6 separate regions of the Homo sapiens genome follow, and all the other regions are linked to region 6. A link is a contact called in ENCODE Hi-C or POLR2A ChIA-PET data. All regions are on one chromosome and are shown on one strand. Each heading gives the region's core, a stretch centred on a gene start or an enhancer-like site at or near the end of the contact. The rest is flanking DNA. Distances are from core to core; before and after follow the strand shown. Region 1 has its middle 4.0 kb from the start of TRL-CAA2-1. Region 2 holds the start of ZSCAN12 (zinc finger and SCAN domain containing 12). Region 3 holds the start of ZNF391 (zinc finger protein 391). Region 4 holds the start of ZSCAN26 (zinc finger and SCAN domain containing 26). Region 5 holds the start of ZKSCAN3 (zinc finger with KRAB and SCAN domains 3). Region 6 holds the start of H2BC17 (H2B clustered histone 17).

The links. Hi-C counts contacts between places; a loop is a spot of excess contacts on that map. ChIA-PET counts read pairs that join two places held with the same protein, here RNA polymerase II (POLR2A). Pooled maps may share reads with other maps.
Region 1: a map of HCT116 shows a loop between it and region 6 (3-fold over the local background). The contact joins the enhancer-like site here to the promoter of H2BC17 in region 6. A Hi-C loop is called at or near these places in 5 of 168 maps with a recorded cell type or tissue (HCT116, PC-9, chondrocyte and 2 more), 18 of 37 single-sample maps with no recorded cell type and 14 of 50 pooled maps. POLR2A ChIA-PET finds 5 or more read pairs at or near these places in 6 of 52 experiments (B cell, CD4-positive, alpha-beta T cell, HEK293 and 3 more).
Region 2: a loop to region 6 is called in a pooled map, with 3 times the contacts of the local background. The contact joins the promoter of ZSCAN12 here to the promoter of H2BC17 in region 6. A Hi-C loop is called at or near these places in 2 of 168 maps with a recorded cell type or tissue (PC-9 and naive thymus-derived CD4-positive, alpha-beta T cell), 2 of 37 single-sample maps with no recorded cell type and 12 of 50 pooled maps. POLR2A ChIA-PET finds 5 or more read pairs at or near these places in 10 of 52 experiments (A673, Caco-2, GM10248 and 7 more).
Region 3: a map of B cell shows a loop between it and region 6 (3-fold over the local background). The contact joins the promoter of ZNF391 here to the promoter of H2BC17 in region 6. A Hi-C loop is called at or near these places in 4 of 168 maps with a recorded cell type or tissue (B cell, CD4-positive, alpha-beta T cell, ascending aorta and 1 more), 1 of 37 single-sample maps with no recorded cell type and 20 of 50 pooled maps. POLR2A ChIA-PET finds 5 or more read pairs at or near these places in 4 of 52 experiments (CD8-positive, alpha-beta memory T cell, H1, PC-3 and 1 more).
Region 4: a pooled map shows a loop between it and region 6 (2.4-fold over the local background). The contact joins the promoter of ZSCAN26 here to the promoter of H2BC17 in region 6. A Hi-C loop is called at or near these places in 2 of 168 maps with a recorded cell type or tissue (CD8-positive, alpha-beta T cell and naive thymus-derived CD4-positive, alpha-beta T cell), 1 of 37 single-sample maps with no recorded cell type and 12 of 50 pooled maps. POLR2A ChIA-PET finds 5 or more read pairs at or near these places in 15 of 52 experiments (B cell, BJ, CD4-positive, alpha-beta T cell and 11 more).
Region 5: a loop to region 6 is called in a map of psoas muscle, with 3 times the contacts of the local background. The contact joins the promoter of ZKSCAN3 here to the promoter of H2BC17 in region 6. A Hi-C loop is called at or near these places in 32 of 168 maps with a recorded cell type or tissue (B cell, CD4-positive, alpha-beta T cell, CD4-positive, alpha-beta memory T cell and 25 more), 34 of 37 single-sample maps with no recorded cell type and 42 of 50 pooled maps. POLR2A ChIA-PET finds 5 or more read pairs at or near these places in 25 of 52 experiments (A673, AG04450, B cell and 19 more).

What each region holds. Positions count from the first base shown.
Region 1 is chr6:27,608,158-27,611,363 of GRCh38, reverse strand. No RefSeq gene overlaps it. Among named protein-coding and RNA genes, the nearest start is that of TRL-CAA2-1, 4.0 kb to the right of the region's middle. Within about 2 kb of position 1,928, at least 2 of the 41 ENCODE cell types and tissues checked have a DNase peak (open chromatin) inside an H3K27ac peak, as active enhancers do; they include HCT116, where a contact is called at or near this core.
Region 2 is chr6:28,398,118-28,401,330 of GRCh38, reverse strand. It overlaps ZSCAN12 (zinc finger and SCAN domain containing 12), which reads left to right and starts at 1,584. Exons shown (of 4, transcript NM_001163391.2): 1 at 1,584-1,674; 2 at 2,858-3,213. The coding sequence starts at 2,926. LOC105374998 (a long non-coding RNA gene) reads right to left here and starts at 1,512. Exons shown (of 2, transcript XR_926659.2): 1 at 1,424-1,512. RefSeq lists an enhancer at 1,201-1,450 and a silencer at 2,462-2,531.
Region 3 is chr6:27,386,859-27,390,020 of GRCh38, reverse strand. It overlaps ZNF391 (zinc finger protein 391), which reads right to left and starts at 1,262. Exons shown (of 3, transcript NM_001076781.3): 1 at 946-1,262.
Region 4 is chr6:28,265,587-28,268,615 of GRCh38, reverse strand. ZSCAN26 (zinc finger and SCAN domain containing 26) reads right to left here and starts at 1,473. Exons shown (of 4, transcript NM_001023560.4): 1 at 1,403-1,473. RefSeq lists enhancers at 867-1,431, 1,576-1,635.
Region 5 is chr6:28,348,664-28,352,024 of GRCh38, reverse strand. It overlaps ZKSCAN3 (zinc finger with KRAB and SCAN domains 3), which reads right to left and starts at 2,078. Exons shown (of 6, transcript NM_024493.4): 1 at 1,958-2,078. It also overlaps a transcript of ZSCAN31 not described here. RefSeq lists an enhancer at 1,784-2,143.
Region 6 is chr6:27,892,140-27,895,411 of GRCh38, reverse strand. It overlaps H2BC17 (H2B clustered histone 17), which reads right to left and starts at 1,987. Exons shown (of 1, transcript NM_003527.4): 1 at 1,521-1,987. The coding sequence starts at 1,949. The coding sequence ends at 1,569. H2AC17 (H2A clustered histone 17) reads left to right here and starts at 2,227. Exons shown (of 1, transcript NM_003514.2): 1 at 2,227-2,713. The coding sequence starts at 2,263. The coding sequence ends at 2,655. RefSeq lists enhancers at 1,224-1,363, 1,754-1,993, 2,014-2,557, 2,904-2,953, 2,558-3,101 and 1 more.

The sequences.
Region 1 (3,206 bases), core at 679-3,178, 280 kb after region 6:
GCCTAGCTCTCTGCTTTCTGTAGATATCTAAACCCCAAATTTATATCCCACCCCACTCCAGGCCATGCTTGCATGTAAGGGGCAACTTGTACAGAATAGAGAAAAATTGTTAGCCCAAGCAGTCTGTAGTTGGTTCCGACTCCTCACACTTATATCACATAAACAACAAACATATGGAAAGACATGGAAGTTCTAATCATCCTCCAGAAGAACAACAAAGAACTCAAAGTTATCAGTGCATACAGAATGAAAGGTACAGAACAAAAGAATAGAGCAATAAAGTCATGCCCTTGGCTTCATCTTTAGACCATGTTTTGCTGACAATGCCTTGGGTCTGATGTTTTCCTAGAAGACTTTTTTTTTTTTTCCAGCTAATGTGCCGTGGCAGAAGCCTTTTCTTTTCTTCTCTCTTTCTCTCAGCAGAATCAAAGCCTTTTCTTAATTACAGCATTATCTGTCATCTTGACAGGCTGGTAATGAGAAGCAGTTTTATTTTTGAATATCCAACAAGTCCTAAAGTATTCTTTCTTTAGTTTATCTCCCTGCTCTCTTATTTTACTATAGGCAGCTAGAAAAAGCCAGGTGGCATCTTCAATATATTGCCTGGAAATAACCTTAGCTAAATAAGCAAAATCGTTAGGTATATTTTCTACTTTCCACATTTTCTTTCTTTCTTTCTTTTTTTTTTTTTTTTTTTTTGATATGGAGTCTCACTCTGTCACCTAGGCTGGAGTGCAGTGGCTTGATCTCGGCTCACTGCAAGCTTCACCTCCCGGGTTCATGCCATTCTCCTGCCTCAGCCTCCCAAGTAGCGGGGACTACAGGTGCCCGCCACCATGCCAGGCTAATTTTTTTTTGTATTTTTAGTACAGACGGGGTTTCACCATGTTAGCCAGGATGGTCTCGATCTCCTGACCTCGTGATCTGCCCACTTTGACCTCCCAAAGTGCTGGGACTACAGGCGTGAGCCACAGCTCCCAGCCTCTTTCTTTCTTTTTTCTTTTTCTTTCTTTCTTTCTTTCTTTCTTTCTTTCTTTCTTTCTTTCTTTCTTTCTTTCTTTCTTTCTTTTCTTTTTTCTTTCTTTCTTTCTTTCTTTAATTCATTAGGTATATTTTCTACTTTCCACTCTTTCTTTCTTTCAAATTCATTAGGTATATTTTCTACTTTCCACATTTTCTTTCTTTTCTTTTCTTTTTTTGAGACAGAGTTTCACTCTTGTTGCCCAGGCTGGAGTGCAATGGTGTGATCTTGGCTCACTGCAACCTCGCTCCTCACCCCCATCAGGTTCAAGCGATTCTCCTGCCTCAGCCTCCTGAGTAGCTGGGATTACAGGCATGTGACACCACACCCAGCTAATTTTGTATTTTTAGTAGAGACGGGGTTTCACCATGTTAACCAGGCTGGTCTCAAACTCCTGACCTTAGGTGATCCACCCACCTAGGCCTCCAAAAGTGCTGGGATTACAGGTGTGAGCCACCGCGTCCGGCCTACTTTCCACATTTTCACAACAGTGTTGCTAAACTTTCTGTCTCTAGATAACAAAAGTCCGGTTTCTTCCAGCTTCTAGTAACATTTTCCACACTCTCCATTAAGCATCACTGACTTTGGGACTTAGTGACAGGCAGCAGTTGTCTTCAGGTGTTTTTACTCATATTCTCCTCAAGGTCTTTTCAGTTTCCACTTGCTGTCAAGTCCCAAAGTCACATGGTTCAGAATTTATTAATTATGGCAGTATCCCATTTTTAAGTAAGAAAATCTGCATTTGCTTGTACCCATTCAGGATTTATTGCCTCTCAGCTCCAAATTCACCCTTTTTGCCTGCTTCGTGGAAATGAATCTTGAGTCCTTGGTTTTCTTTTGCCAATTGGCATTGAAGCTTTGTCAGTAGAGGGCAGTGGAGAGACATTGCGGAAGAAAGTGAGTTTTGCTTCTTTCTTCCCATGTATTACTTGGCCTGCTGCTTCCCCAGTGCCTAGCTCCTACATCACGCATGCCTTTCCCCTGCATCAGTCTCCTGCAGCACCCAGCAACAACTAATTTTCCCTGGCATCTTCTTTGAGTGTTTTGTAGTAGAGTGCCCTCAGTGAGAGACCTCTCCACGAAGAGCTTTTCAAGAAACCCTTGAAGATTAATTTCCAAAAAATTCCAGAGGACAGATTTCAAGCAAATTCTGCTGGCATAGCACCATGAGCATTTCTCTGCTATTCCGTGAGTCACAGCCATGCTCTCCCCAACAAGGTCTGGATCTTAGCCAGGGGTGGGGTGAGAGGTAGAGGGCACTTCTTTTAGTGCTTTGTTTCAGCCCCAGGTGAGGTCACTTCTATGTTCAAATAACTGTGTAATTTCTCTCTCCTGATTGCACCAAGACTGATACATACCTAACTATTGTTACATAACAAATCATACTAAAATGCAATGGCTTAACTTAAACAACAATTATCATTTATTCTCTCTCACAGATGTGTTGGTCAGGAATGTGAGCAGAAAACAGTGGGGACAGCTTGTCTCTGCTCCATGATTTCTTAGGACTCAACTGGAAGACTATAAGGCTGGTTGCTGAAGGCTGGGCATGGTGGCTCACACTTGTAATCCCAGCACTTTGGGAGGCCAAGGTGGAAGGATCCTTTAAGCCCAGAATTCAAGACCAGCCTGGCCAACATGGCAAAACCCCATCTCTTCAAAAATTTTTTAAAAATTAGCTGGGCATGGTGGTGCATGCCTGTAGTTCCAGCTACTCAGGAGACTAAGGTGGGAGAACTGCTTGAGCCCAGGAGGGTGAGGCTGCACTGAGCCATGTGCATACCATTGCACTCCAGCCTCGGTGACAGAGCAAGACCCTGTCCCAAAAAATGGAGGGAAGCTGGTGGCTAGAAATAATCTGAAGAATCATTCACTCACATGCCTGGCAGTTGCTGCTGGCTATGGACCGGAGGCCTTAATTTTTCTCCATGTGTTCTGCTCCTATGTCCTAGTTTAGGCCTTCTCAGAGCGCCATGACTGAGTTCTGAGGGCAGATGTCTTGAGAGAAAGCTGGTGGAAGCCTCTACCACGTTTTATGACCTAACATTGGAAGTCTTGGTGTATCACTTCCATCATGGTTACAGGCCTATCCAGATTCAAGGGAAGGGAATGTAGACCCCCACCCCTCAAGGAAATGTGTCAAAATTGTATTAAAATAAGACAACGTGTGATGAGATATGTTGGT
Region 2 (3,213 bases), core at 335-2,834, 510 kb before region 6:
TCAGTCAGCATAGTTTTTAATTTGTATGTTCATATTTTGAGTGAAGTTGAACATATTTACAGATGTTTGAGGGCTGCTAGCATTTCTTATTCTGTCAACTATTTATTTCTTTTGGCCATTTTCTCTATTGGGTTATTGGTTATTCTCAACTTTTAGGAGCTCTTTAGGTATTTGGAAAACTAGCCCTTGCCTGTGATATGTTGCAAGCCTTTTTCTTTCCTTATTTTTTTTTGACAAGCAATACATTTTATTTTCATGTAGCCAGATTTATTATTTTTATGGGTTTTAGATTTTGAGTCATATGGTTAGATAATGTTTCCCTATTCCCACGTGTTAGAATTATTATTCATGTTTTCTTCTAATACATGTATAGGTGGATTTTTTATATTTAGATCTCAGATCCATTTAGAATTTATCTCTATTGTGATGTGTGGTGGGAAATACAAATCCAGTTTTACCTTTGCCAAACGGTTATCATCCCAGCACAACTTCTAAGTTCTTCATTTCCCTGTTGATATGTGGTGTCACCTTCATCATTTACTCAATATCCTTACATACCTGGATCCATTTCTGGTCTATTCTTTCTCTCTGTTAATACACTAAAATTATATGGGTATGTTCCAGTATCTGATAAGGTTGACCCTCACCATTTTTCTTTTTCATGGGTTTCCTGGCTATTCTTATTTCCCCACATGAATTTTATAATCAGTTTATCTAATTCCAGAACAATATTTGTTGATATTTTTGTTGGAATACTACAGTTGCATACGTATTTAGGGAGGACTGACCTCTTTGAGTCTTTCCAAGAACCTCATATCGCTTTCTGTTTGTTTAAATGTATACTTGGCCTTTTAGGAATGTTTTAAAGCTTTCCCCATAGAAGTTTTGTTCATTTCTTGTTAAGTTTATTCCTAGTTTCACTTTTTTGCTGCTCTTGTAAATATGGTCTTCTCTTCCATTATATCTCGTAACTCGTTATCATTGATTATTCACATATATGAAGGTCGTTGATTTTAGTGTGTTAACTTTATATCTTGCTATTTTACTAAATTATCCTTTTTTTATAGTTTTTCCATTGAACCGGGTTTTCTGACATATAATCATACATCAGCACATAAAAGAGAACATCAAAAGAATCGTGGATGGCGAAAGAGCCGGCAGAAACCAGCCGGCTGGCCCTTGAGAAGTCTGTGTGGAAGAAGTCCCTTCGCCACCGCTAAGCGCGGATTTGGGAAGGTCCCCCGGAGAACATCCCTTTGAGGCATCTCTAACCTCAGAGACACAGAATCCCAAAGTGAATGGAGACGCAAGGGATTTCCCTGTCTTAAGATCAGTTCTACAAGCCTCGACCACCCATCGGGTCGGGGGAAGTGTGGACAATGGCTGGGTAAAGAAGAGGAGAAGATAAACCCGTTCCATTTACCAGCGGGCCTGAAAGCCATCAACCTTCCTCTCACGTAGACGCGCGGAAACACTACCGAGTTGAAAGCCCCTTTCGCTCCCTTCCTAGAGCGGCCGCGGAAGTGCGCCCCGCGCGGGCTGGTTCTTAGACCCCCCGTGGCCGCTTCCGGCCTTTGTGGGTCACTTTTGATGGGTTCCGGGTCCCAAAAGGGTTCGAGGCCTCTTGCCTTCGCTCCGTAGGAGGGAGTTCTCTTCTGGCCCTGGGGGCCGCAGGTGAGCGATGTTGTGCTCTGTACGCTGCGAGCAGGTGGGCGGGAGATTGCTGTATTCCAGCTGCTGGGCCCCTCAGGCCCTGGCCGGTGCAGAGTGGACCCCGGTCCTCCCAAACCCAGGCGGATCCGCGGGAAGCTCTCCCTCCCCAAAGTGCGTTGGGACATTAGGATGAGGGTTTGGCTCCCAGTCTCTGCAGCAATTCCAGGCTGTAAGGCCCATACCTTCCGCGTTTGCTTCGGGCTGTGTATCCTTGGGTTCAGCGCTTACCGACATTTCTGGACAGTGGTGGGTCACAGACGCTCGCCGGCGTCCTAGGGACCCTTTCCTGGGCCTTCCTCACTTCAGATTATAATCACAGACCACGAGGTTAGAGGGAAGCCTTAAAGAGTAACCTCTTCAGCCTTCTCACTTTATAAATGAAGAATGAGGAGCAGAAAGATTAAGTCCCTGAAGAAATAAATTTACATGACTGTAGCTTTTGTGATTTCATGGTTTCCACCAGACATCTGGACATTCAAAAGATAAAAGTAACTAATCAAGGATGTCCTAACCTTTTGTTATTATTATTTACTTGATCTAAATGTTAGTTTTATTCCATTTGTCTTTCATTTAGGACCAAATGAGAATAAGTTTACCAACAAGTCTTACTCTTAAGTCCTGAAACAACTTGGCACCTTTCCTCAGTCTTTCTCTTTAAATTAGTCTAATCTTTTTTTTTTTTTTTGAGACGGAGTCTCGCTCTGTCGCCCAGGCTGGAGTGCAGTGGCGCGATCTCGGCTCACTGCAAGCTCCGCCTCCCGGGTTCACGCCATTCCCCTGCCTCAGCCTCCTGAGTAGCTGGGACTACAGGCGCCCGCCGTCACGCCCGGCTAATTTTTTTTTTTTTTTTTTTTTTGTATTTTTAGTAGAGACGGGGTTTCACCATGTTAGCCAGGATGGTCTCGATCTCCTGACCTCGTGATCCGCCCGACTCGGCCTCCCAAAGTGCTGGGATTACAGGCGTGAGCCACTGTGCCCGGCCTAAATCGGTCTAATCTTAAGTCTTTTCTATCAGAGTATTTTTCTGAGTAAGTATTGTACATTAATCCGGAGGTCAGATTTCAAAGGTCATAGTTAAGTTCTCAGAATTTGCAGTTTTACTTTATGGTGGAGTTTGTATTAATAATGATGGCTTATTCTTCAGGACTGTCCAGGAATACAGTTTCCAGGTGAGATCTTACTTGAAACACCGGTAGTTCTAGCACAGCTAAAATGGCATCTACTTGGGCTATCCAGGCCCACATGGACCAGGATGAACCTTTGGAAGTAAAGATAGAGGAAGAGAAATATACCACCAGACAGGATTGGGACCTGCGTAAAAACAACACCCATAGCAGAGAGGTCTTCCGTCAGTACTTCAGACAGTTCTGCTACCAGGAGACATCTGGTCCCCGTGAGGCTTTGAGCCGACTCCGAGAACTTTGCCATCAGTGGCTGAGGCCAGAGACCCACACCAAAGAACAGATTCTGGAGCTGCTGGTGCTGGAGCAGTTCCTGACC
Region 3 (3,162 bases), core at 13-2,512, 500 kb after region 6:
TCCTACCAAAGGTGATCTTCAGGTAACAATGTTCCCAGATATTGGCTCAAAGCACAAACTCACACATAAAGCACAAACTCAATGATCCACAGTAACTGTCAATACACCCACAACAAATAATTAACAACTACTTTATTCAAGTACCAACCTTCATCATCAGAAACATAAACTAAGGACTGGCACTCAAGCAAGTACTTCTCTTTTTTGGGGGGGAGGGGCGCGGAGTTTCACTCTTGTTGCCTACGCTGGAGTGCAGTGGCGTGGTCTCTGCTCGCTCCAACCTCTGCCTCCCGGGTACAAGTGATTCTCCTGCCTCAGCCTCCCGAGTAGCAGGGATTACAGGCGCGCGCCACCACTCCCACCTAATTTTTGTATTTTTAGTAGAGAACGGGTTTCACCGTATTGGCCAGGCTGGTCTCGACCTCAGGTGATCCGCCCGCCTTGGCCTCCCAAAGTGCTGGGATTACAGGCGTGAGCCACTGCGCCCGGCCAAGCAAGTACTTCATCTCTGTGTGCCTCAATTTCCTTATCTGTAACATGGGCATAATAATAGTACATTACTTCATAGGGTTGATGCAAGGATTAAATGAGTTAATGCAGGTAAAAACTCTTGGAGCAGTGCCTGCACTCAGTAAGCACCTGGGAAACACCCCAGTACCGAAGACCTCCCTCGCCCAGCTAGAGGGGAAGCAGGGAGCAACCCTGCTCTTTTTCATCTCCCAGGGATACACCCGGGGAAAACCACTGGCTGTCACTGCCGCAGAGGGACTAGGCTGGCCCGCCAGTGAGACGAGCGCTGGGGGCTTCATGACCCCACGCCACGCGGCGTCCCAACCGTGGAGGTGCCTCCTGACCCGACCTGCAGCCAAACCACACGCGACCCTTTCGCCCGTTTCCTTCGAAGAACCCGTGTTTCCGCTTTCCAGAACCTCTAAGAGCACCCACCTTGGTCCCGGGGCCCTGTAAGCCTCACTCACCGGCCGCCTCCGGCCGAGTACCCCCGACACACCCCGGGCGGGTCCCGCACTTGGAGCGGAACCTGAGTGCGCTGGGCTTGGGGAAGTCGGAAGGATTAAAGAGAAACCCATGCGTCGAACCGCTGCTCCAACGCCCATCAGGTTCCCTAAGATCACAGGCACTCTTCCACTCAGACTGCTGCTGATCATGCTCTGCTCGGTATGCGGGACCAGTCATTGTCTGGGCAGTCGCCTGGACCTAAGTCTCCTGACGCGGACGACCAGTTGCAAAACAGAGACCACACTGAGACTGAGCAACGTATCAGCAGCGGTCGCAGCTCTGCGCTTGCGCCTGAGAGCCAGCTACAGCAGGGCTGTGCTGGGATTCACTTTCGTGGAAGGTTTTGCAAAGCCCCTCCCCTGGTATGCGAGAGGCTGAGAGGTTGGCGCTAGAGGCAAGAGGAAGGGGGTCTGCGAGAGGTGCCGAAGACCACCTTAATACACTGCAAAGTATAGCCTAGACCGGTGGTTCACAGAGTTTTAAATAGCGTACACAAATAAATCACCAAGTGAGCTTGTTAAAATACAGCTTCACAAGATTTACACTCCGAGATTGACTCGTTGGCCCGGAACATTGCATTTTCAAGGGGCACCCCAGATGATTCTGATGCAAGTGGTCTCTCCAGCCTGTCTGGAGAAACTGGCTCCGTTGCACAATCTAGTTGCTTAAATACTGTTAAATGCAAGACATGTCTCAAATTTCACCAAAAGAAAAAAATGAATAAAATCAGGACACTACCCTAATCTAGTAGATTTTTTAAAATTCCAGATAATTTTAATATAAGGTAATGAAGTTGCACAATGTGCCCTGGGAGTTCAGAGCAGGGGAAACTTATGGAACGAGGGACACTGGAGTGGTTTGACTAATGGAAGATTTAATGGAAAACATAAAGGAGGGCAACCTTACAAATAGTTGAGGAACTAGAAGAGTGGAAAGCATGTGCAAAACTGCAGGTCTGATACATGACAGCTGTGCACAAGTACCATAGAAACATCAAGTAAGTATAAAGCATGAGCCATGAAGTACAAAGGAGCAGGATCCAAATTATAAAGCTGGAAAGAATTAGATAAAGTCTAATTTTATCATTTCCTATTTTTAAAAATTAAAAACACTTTCAAACTGTGGTAAACTATGCACAACATTAAAGTTACCATTTTAAAGTCATACAGTAAAGTTTTTAGCGTATTCACAACAGCACCGTCACTATCTAATTCTAGAACATTTTCGTCATCCCTAAAGATGCCCATTGAGCAGTCTCTATTCCCTGCTCCCCACAGTCCCTGGTAACCTTTATTTTACACTATGTTTCTATGAATTTGCCTGTTCTAGATATGCCATATAAGTAAAATAATACAATATTTGTCTATTTATGTCTGGATTATTTTTAATTAGCATAAAGTTTTCAAGGTTCATTCATACTGCAGCATGTATCCTTCATGCCTTTTAATGGCTAAATAATATTCCTTCGTGTATATGTGTGTGTTTATACACAAACAGTGTATAAATATACATACATAATATTTTGTTTATCCATTAATCTCTTGTTGAACACTTGGGTGGTTCCTGCCTTTTGGCCATTGTGAATAATGCTGCTGTGAACATTGGTGTACAAGTATCTGAGTCACTGTTTTCAATTCTTTGGGTATACACCTAGGCATTGAATTGCTATATCATATGGTAACTCTGCAATCAGCTTTCTAGAGGAACCATCAAACTGTTTTCCATAATGGCTGCATCGTTTTACATTCCCATCAGCAGTGCAGGAGGGTTCTAGTTCTCCACATCTTTGCTAACACTTGTTAACTTCTGTTTTGTTGTAGTTGTAGTATTATAACCATCATAATGGGTATAAGCTTTATCTCATTGTGGCTTTAATTTGCATTTCCCTAATGGCTAGTGATGTTGAGCATCTTGTCATGTACTTATTTGTGTGTCTTCTTTGGAGAAATGTCTGTTCAAATCCTTTGCCTATTTTTGAATTAGGTTTTGTTGTGTTGCATGAGTTTTTGTATATTCCAGATATTCTTCTTCAGATATGATTTGCAAATATTTTCTCCCAGTCTGTGAAGTTTTTCTCTCTTTTGATAGTGTCCTTTGATGCATAAAACTTTTTAATTTTGATGAAGCTCCATTTATTTATTTTTA
Region 4 (3,029 bases), core at 224-2,723, 370 kb before region 6:
CAATCCACTTCTCATCCCCTTTGCCATTGTCTTCTCCTACCTAGACCACTGTGACAAACAGACTGGTCTGAGACACCAATCTATTTTCCACACGCAAACAGTGATCATTCTAAGGAGGATATGAAATATTATTATGTCCCTGCTATGCCTGTTACATATAATGGCTGATTATTACCCTTAGGATCAAGTTCAAAACATTTAATATGGTTTACATTGTTTTTTGATCTAATAAAGTACTTTATTTCATCAAATTTGCAATACTCCTTCTTGCTCCTTGGCCCTTCCACAGCTTATTCCTTCTGCTTGGACCACCCTCCAACCCTCCAATTTTCTTCTTGTTAATGCCCACTCACACTTCATGTCTCAGCATAATAAAACAATGAGCCAGGACAACTATACTACATGTTTCACATATATTAATTATTTAACCCTCACACAACCCTATAAAGAAGACACTATTCCTAATTTCTTCGTGCAGAGAAGGAAATTGAGACGGGGAGAGTTGAAGAACTTACACGAGGTACCAAAGCTAAACCTCAGATCTTTTCTCCAGTATCTCTTGCACCCACAGGCCCAAAACCTTGGATTTATATTTGCCTTCTTACTGTCACACCCTACATCTGACCCAGTAGCAAATATTATTGTCTCTATTTTCAAAGCAGATCATAATCTGATCACTGGCTCAAGATATCCTTATCTCCCACCTGAATTACTTGGAATTTTAAAAAATTACTCTTAACTTTTAAGTTTTCTTGATTCCATTCTTGCCCACTTACAATCTATTATCATCATGAGTCTCCAAGTAAAGAAGCTTTAAAACATAAGTCAGATCATGTTTTCTTCTGCTCAAAATCCTCCAAAAACACACACCAAAAAAAGACAAAATTCCTTACACGATACAGTTCTCATTTCCTCTACACTCTTCCTCTCCATACCCCAATCTCTCTGACATCATTCCCTACAAAGGTCGCCTTTGTTCACTGCTCCAACCGCTCTGGTCTCCCCGTTATTCCTCAAATATGCCAAGCAAGCTCCTGCTTTAAGACCTTTGCACTTGCTATTCCCTCTACCTAGAAAGTTCCTGACCGCAAAAGCCACTTAGGTCTTTCCACCCACCTCCTTCAGATTTCTGCTCAAATATTACCTTCTCGGTGGCGCCTACCTTTAATATCTACTTAAAATTGCGCTGAATGGATGAAAAATATGCAGCAGAAGGTTGTACTCTGTTTACCAGATCCACAGCTTCATCACTCTCATAGGCCCCAGGGCCGACACCTCCGCTACGGACCCCGCCCCCTCGGTCGAGGGAAGATTCTCTGCACCCGCCGGGAAGCAGCTGCTCCCTAGGCCCCTAGGCCGCAGTTCCGCCCCAGCCCGGGGCCCAGCTCCAGGGTCCGCTCACCTGGTCAAGGGGCCTCAGAGGACCCAAACGCTCTGAAACAGCGTCTTAGCTCATCGCCGAGTGTCAGCTCTAGCTCTTCGGAGCGCTTTCTTCTCCGCTCTAGGAACGCTGGAGGACCTTGGCTCGATGGTGCTGCCGCTTAGGCATCGCAGAAGGAGACTAACATGGGTGCTGCCTGCTGAGGACGGCTGGGAGGGTCATTTCGTTGTGAGCTAAGATTGTTGGGGTTTTTTTTTTGTTTCTGTTTTTGTTTTTGTTTTCTCATTTTAAAGTGGATGTTTATTTTATTCATGTAAAAACAGGCCAGCTCCGTTGAGTGTTATCACAAACAGCCAACATTTTCACTTTGCTCACATAAATAAAACACACATACTTCGCCATTTTTCGCAATTTAGAAATTCATCAAACACAATGGCAAAAATAATTGTCAAAGTATTTCGAAAATTAAACTAAACAATGGACATACGTTTGGATTGAAAGGTTTAAGGTAAGAAGAAATTAGGGCTATTACTGTGAGAGAAAATAAATCAACAACACTTTGCAATCAATGTAAGTTTCAGGGGGAATAAAAGCAACAGATATCACTTTATCAAAATAAATTCTACAACAGAGAACAGAAATAGTCTCTCTTGCCCACAGTATCACAAACTGGGTTTTTATAGTTTTTGAATAAGATAAACTCTTTGAATGCTTATACATTGCTAGTGGGAATGTAAATTAGTTCTGCCACTGTGGAAAGCAATTTGGAAATTTCTTAAGGAACTTAAAACAGAGCTCTCATTTGACCCAGCAATTCCATTATTGGGTATATACCCAGAGGAATATACTGTTCTACCATAAAGACCATGCATGTGTATGTTCATCACAGCACTTTTCACAATAGCAGAAACATGGAATCAACCTAGATGCCCATCAGTGGTGGACTGGAAAAAGAAAATGTGGTACATAACACCATGGAATATCATGCAGCTAAAAGAATGAGATCATGTCCTTTGCAGCAACATGGATGCAGCTGGAGGCCATTTATCCTAAGCCAATTAACACAGGAACAGAAAACCAAATACTGCATGTTCTTACTTATAAGTGGGTGCTAAACATTCAGTAAACATGAACACAAATGGGAACAACAGACACAAGGACTTCTTGAGGGTGGAGGGTGAGAGGAAGGTGAAGATTGAAAAGTTACCTATAAGGTACTATGCTACCACTTTGGTGACAAAATCATTTGTACACCAAACCCCAGCAGTATGCACTTTATTCATGTAACATACCTGCACATGTACCCACTGAACCTAAAACAAAAGTTGGAAGAAAGAAAAAAAAACCTTTAAAAAATCTGAACAAACTTTTGTGTTTAACTGATCAGTTGACAGAAGCTTTGAAATATCATTAAATATACAAAACATTGTACTGACGTGTAATTTATTCAGTGTTTCAAGCATTGAAATTATCATAACAGAAAAAAAACAACCAGTTTCATTATCACAAGCAGTTATCTTTTCTTCTTAAGTGTCTGAATGTATCTTTGAAAGCATATTTTTAAAGTAAAAATTAAATATGTTTACTTTAAAACTTTTCATAAGGCCAACAAATCTAGTCAATATGTGTTACTAATTAGAAGTCAATA
Region 5 (3,361 bases), core at 829-3,328, 460 kb before region 6:
CACTGAAAACAACAACTGTAAAAAGACTGTAAAAAAAAAAAACTCTAGAAATATTTGAGACAATTATTTGAAAATCAAGATAATGATATCAAGGAATTATTGTCAATTTTTTTGCGTGTGATCATGATACTATGATTATATTAAGATAAAAGTCCCTGTATATAAGAAATTGACACTGAAGTACTTGTACTTGTGAGTGAACTAAAATGTTTCCATCTGCAATTTGCTATAAAATGAAAGAGAAGAGAGGGACGAAATGAGGAAAAAAAAGAGATAAAGAGGGGGAGAGGGAGGGAAGGAAAGGAAGACAAAGAAAGGAGGGAGAGGGAAAGAAAGGAGAGAGGGAAAGAGGGAGGAAGTAAAAGGGAAGGAGGGAGACAAAAGGGAAGGAGGAGGAGAAGGGAAGGAAAGAGAGTGGAAAGGAGGGAAAAGAAGAATGAAAGAAAATGACCAAAAGATGATGGCTGAAGCTGAGTCATGGTTATATTGGTGTTCATTGTAACATTCTCTCTACAATTAAATGTGTTTAAATTTCTCTCCAAAATTTTAGAAAATTAAACAATGTCCTAACTTCTTTCCTTCCTGAATAATACAGCCAAAAAGCATTAAGGTAGGGTCAAGGAAGGCGAGAGAGAGCCACAGCCCAACCCAGAGTGAATCTGGAGCCCAAGTGGAATGAGGAGGGTGTCCACGGTGGGGAAGGGAGGAAGTCTATGGCAGGAAAACAACACTGATACATTTATATCATTTATTCCACAAACTCCATTTAGGTTTCACTACCTGGCCCCTACTTGGATCTGAGCCAAACTGATCACAGTGGGAAGGCACAAGATTGGGAAATTGGTTGCCAACACAAAGTATTTATCAAATCAGTAAATATACTGAAGATAAGGAAAGGAAAGTTTCTCATTAACAGAAAAGAGTTACAAGTCTATGAAAGAGCTAACCCTGTAAAAGTTGGGTTGAAATGAAGGGTGTTAGTATGAAGCCAGTTTCAGGCTAGGGCGTTCCTGGAAGCTCGAAAACTGGTGGATCTCCAGCACTAAGCAGGACATCAGATTTTTGCAAAAACCAGGGGTCCTAGTCCTTTTTCACTATTAAAAACTTCTATTGTTCCTCCTAATCTCCAGCCAAGGAAAAGGTACCCCCGAGTCTTAAAGCCTTTGAGAGTTTGAGTATCACAACGTCCAACACAAACCAGTTTTGGTCTTTGCTTTGGGATAGGCTCTTTTTCAGAGTATCTTATTTTTCCCTCCTAAAATATAGAAATCATCCATTACAAAGTGAATTGATGAATGACAGTAAAATTGAAAGCAACCGTACAAAAGCCAGTCACTAATGTGTCATCATAGTTATAAATAATAATAGTACCACTAATAAAAGCAAATCTTTAAATCATGCTTACTCTGCACCTTACCCATACGAATGCATTCAATCCTCACAACAACCCAGTGAGTTAGGGAATATTATCCCCATTTTACAAAATAGTAAAATGAGGCAGAGAGAGAGCTTAGGAACTAGTGAAAAGTCACACAGCCAGTAAGTGGCAGAGGCAGGATTTGAACCAGGTAATCTGACTCCAACGTTCTGGCTCTTGGCCAGTACCACAGAATAATTTAAAGACCTTGAAACTGACCTTGTTACCAGGCAGTGCAAAAATGTAACGGCTCCCATTCTCGAGGCTTGTCTATGTGACCCATGCATCCCGTCTCCAAATACCCTCAAGAACCGACCCGGACACTCGGTAACGGCCCTAAACAAGGGACACCCATATTGGGCTCTACGCAGGAACGCCGAGGACCACTTCATTCCGCCGCAGAGCGCCCTTCCCTCCCCCACGGCTTCTCGCAGGGGTCTCCCTCCTTGGGAGCCGAGGCTGCAGGAACTGGGGAGGGAAGGGCCTCTCTCCACAAACACACACACACACACACACACACACATACTCCTGCAAACGCACCTCTACCCGGGGACAAAAGAACTGCAGGACCGACAGGAGGAGAGCCGCGGGATGAGATTTAACCCCACAGTGGAAGGCCGACGCCGATTCACCCCATACTCACAAAGTGCTTGAAACTAGCAAACCACCCGCAGGGCGGGGCACAGAAGCCACTTCCGGGCCTCTCTAGCCACCTCCCTGACAGACTCTGTCGTTTGCTAGCTCGGCACCTTGTGTCCCCTCCCCTTTTGCTATTAAAGAGGCTTTTAAATTTTTATTTTTCCAGCTATAACTAAGGGAGAAAGGCAAGGTGCAGAATTATTTTCATAATTTGCTATATTTGCGAATAGAAGAGAGTAAAAAGAATCTAAATTATGTGTGCGTGTGTGGCACAAAGAAGCCCTGGAAAAATCGGAAAATTAATAATGGTGGTTACCTACGAGAGGTGAACGGTCAGAAACTGAGTGAAAACGGGGACAAGAGTGAGAAGGAAAGTGTTAGGGTGCATGTTTTAAATGTACTTTTAATTTTAGAGTTGATTGCATTGCCTAATTAGAATATGAATTCTAAATACATAAATTTTAAGGAACATGCTGCGTGGTTTACATAAAAAATCCAAGATAATCTAACACTCAAATTATGATGATTAATAAGAGAGTTTAGCAAGTTGGCTGGACTTTTTAAAATTCATGTTCACAATCACATTCTCCATCAAAATTATAAAAATAGAATTTTTAAAAGACATCTATCACAGAAGCAAATACTTACAAAAGATACCTGAATGGAAACATTAGTAACTTTATTCATTAGGGATAAGTAGTTGAAATATATACCTATATATATGAGACATATATATACACCTATATATATGAGACATATATATACACCTATATATATGAGACATATATATACACCTATATATATGAGACATATATATACACCTATATATGAGACATATATATACACCTATGTATATGAGACATGTATATACACCTATGTATATGAGACATGTATATACACCTATGTATATGAGACATGTATATACACCTATGTATATGAGACATGTATATACACCTATGTATATGAGACATGTATATACACCTATGTATATGAGACATGTATATACACCTATGTATATGAGACATGTATATACACCTATGTATAAGACATGTATATACACCTATGTATATAAGACATGTGTATACACCTGTATATGAGACATGTATATACACCTATATATATGAGAACTCAATATCATAAAGATATCATTCCTTCCTAAATTGATACACAAATCCAGTACAAAGCAAATCAAGATTCCAATTGTGCTCAGTGGAACTTGACTAGTTGATTTTAAATGTATATGGAATAATGAAAGAGTCACGAATCCGAGACATTTTTAAAACAAATGAAGGAGCTGCAGAAACT
Region 6 (3,272 bases), core at 738-3,237:
TTTTAGGGAAGTGAACGGCAAATCCTACAATGTATTTTGAACGACCCACTAACCAATTGGCATAATTCGGGGCTGTTTGTCACCTGTGACAGAGACGAGACTATTCGTCCGAGATAGCCTTCCACCCATAGCTGCAAAGGAAGTGACGTCAGGAAAATAAAGGAAAAGTTAAGGGGTGATTTTAAAGCCTGGAGTGGAATTGTGGAGGGGCTTGCTATTTTGCTGCTAAAGATTTACAATAGAAGTAATTTATTGAAGAGGGGATAACGCAGTGGCAGAGGATGCAATGCTATGAGAATTCAGGCACTGTTGAGAAGAGGGGATCATGCCTTGAAAAGTCTCCACTCCCTTGTACTCGCACGCTCTTGGTTTACCTCCTATTTCTGTGATCTCTTCTGGGGTCCGCTTCTCTTTAAACGCGGGGTTCTCCAACTTCTATCTCAGGATTCCTAATCATGGACTTTAAAATCCCAGCCTGAACGCTGCCCCCGCCCCAGCTAATCCTGGCACACCTCCCTCCCCAAGGCCAACTGATTAACATTGCAAAAAAGCGGCTTTCCCAAGTTGCCAGGTTCTTTGTTCAACATTTTATCCTAAAGGAGCTTCCTTAGCCTTTAATGTTTCCCGTCCCGCTTTGACACCAATAATTTCAACCCACCCTAACATATCTGCAGCGATGCCAGACGAGATGCCTATTCTCTAAAGTGTATGGAAAATGGACACCGGTAAGTCAATGTCACCCAGGATCCGTACAACTGCAGTAAGAGGGACGGTTAATTCACAGCTTCCAGCTCTTGGCGCCAGAGTCCGATGCACTCCTGCAGATAACGGTCATTTCCATTCCGGGAGAACCTCTTCGAAAAACAACCCGGATGAGACTATCTGGCAAATTGCAGCCCTTGGCGGGCTTTTCAAATAGAGCGTTGACCAATCAAAGAAGGGGGACGTTACAGGCACTGAAAGAATAACCCGGCCGCGCGCGATGGCTCACGCCTGATATCCCAACATTTTGGGAGGCCGAGATGGGTGGATCACGAAGTCAGGAGTTCGAGACTAGCCTGGTCAAGACGGTAAAACTCCGTCTCTACTAAAAATGCAATAATTAGTCGGGCACGGTGGCGGGCGCCTGTAATCCCAGCTACTTAGGAGGCCGAAGCAGAATTGGTTGAACCCGGGAGACGGAGCTTACAGTGAGCCGAGATCGCGGCACTGCACTCTATCCTGGGCGACAGAGCCAAGACTCCATTTAAAAAAAAAAAAAAAAAACAACACAAAAGGAAAGAGTAACCGAAAACCGAAAGCAAACTTGTAATTATAGCTTAAAGCACAACTGCAAGCCTTTTTCCCCAAGGGTATCTAAGAACCCAAGCTAAATTTGTCTGATGGAGCGTCTATACTCACACGCAAAAAGCCTAGGGAGCTTAGCTTACCTTTTCCCGCCGTCTTCCCTCCTAATGGAGGCCGGCCGGAGTCCACCCAAAAGACTACAAGCAAAATGCACAGGCTCTTTCTCTGGAAGCGTGAGTGGCTCTGAAAAGAGCCTTTGGATTGCTGGCAGCTGCGAGAGCTCACTTGGAGCTGGTGTACTTGGTGACGGCCTTTGTGCCCTCGGACACGGCGTGCTTGGCCAGCTCCCCGGGCAGCAGCAGGCGCACGGCCGTCTGGATCTCCCTGGAGGTGATGGTCGAGCGCTTGTTGTAATGCGCCAGGCGGGAAGCCTCGCCAGCGATGCGCTCAAAGATGTCATTGACGAAGGAGTTCATGATGCCCATGGCCTTCGATGAGATGCCGGTGTCGGGGTGGACTTGCTTCAGCACCTTGTACACGTAGATAGAGTAACTCTCTTTGCGGCTGCGCTTGCGCTTCTTGCCGTCCTTTTTCTGGGCCTTGGTTACGGCTTTCTTGGAGCCCTTTTTGGGGGCAGGAGCAGATTTAGCCGGGTCGGGCATGGCGGAGGAGAGTGAAAGAGCACTCAAATAACAAGAATGAGGACAAGCTGGGTTATGCCCTATTTATTTACAAGTCTATATGCAGATGAGATTGAGAAATTCTTCTGTCTGATTGGAAGTTACTCAGATGACGTTAATATCAATATAGTCCAATCAAAACACGTATATTCAGAAAGCTCATTTGCATTAAGAGGAAGCTGCAAGCTTAGCCAATGGCCCAGCTTCTTTTTCGCGCCCAGCAGCTGCTATAAAATGCGCGTCCCTGTAGGTTCCTTTCACTCACTTTCTGACTTAGGCCACAGGTCGTTTTACCATGTCTGGACGTGGCAAGCAGGGCGGCAAGGCTCGCGCCAAGGCCAAAACCCGCTCCTCTAGAGCTGGGCTCCAATTTCCTGTAGGACGAGTGCACCGCCTGCTCCGCAAGGGCAACTACGCTGAGCGGGTCGGGGCCGGCGCGCCGGTTTACCTGGCGGCGGTGCTGGAGTACCTAACTGCCGAGATCCTGGAGCTGGCGGGCAACGCAGCCCGCGACAACAAAAAGACCCGCATCATCCCGCGCCACTTGCAGCTGGCCATCCGCAACGACGAGGAGCTCAACAAGCTGCTTGGTAAAGTTACCATCGCTCAGGGCGGTGTTCTGCCTAACATCCAGGCCGTACTGCTCCCCAAGAAGACTGAGAGCCACCACAAAGCTAAGGGCAAGTAAGGGCTGAACTTTAAAAATGTAAACTTACAAGACAAAAGGCTCTTTTCAGAGCCACCCACCATTTCTACGGAAGAACTGAGCACTCTGTTCTCCAAACCTATCAGAAATTTGTGGCCGAGTTCAAGCACTGAGGCCATTACTTTCCTATTGGGTAAAATAAAAGTATTGAATCAGGCCTAGTAAATACTATCCAACTGCTACCTTATAACATGAAGGAACCTCCTTAATTGTCCCCTCCCCACAAACTGTCCTGGGTCTTTAAAAAACTTGGGGCCGGGCGCGGTGGTTTATGCGTCCTTAGCATTTTGGGAAACTGAGGCAGGTGGGTGGGGAGGGGAGAAATCTCTAGGGACCTGGAGTTCGAGACCACCCTGATAACGAGACCCCTGCCTCTTAAAAAAAAAATGACTGGGCGCGGTGGCTCACGCCTGTAATCCCAGCACTTTGGGAGGCCGAGGAGGGTGTATCACAAGGTCAAGAGATCGAGACCACCCAGGCAAACATGGTGAAACCCTGTCCCTACTAAAAACACAAAAATTAGCCGGGCGTGGTGGCGAGCGCTACTAAGGAGACAGGCAGGAGAATCGCTTGAACCCAGGAGGCAGAGGTTGCAGTGA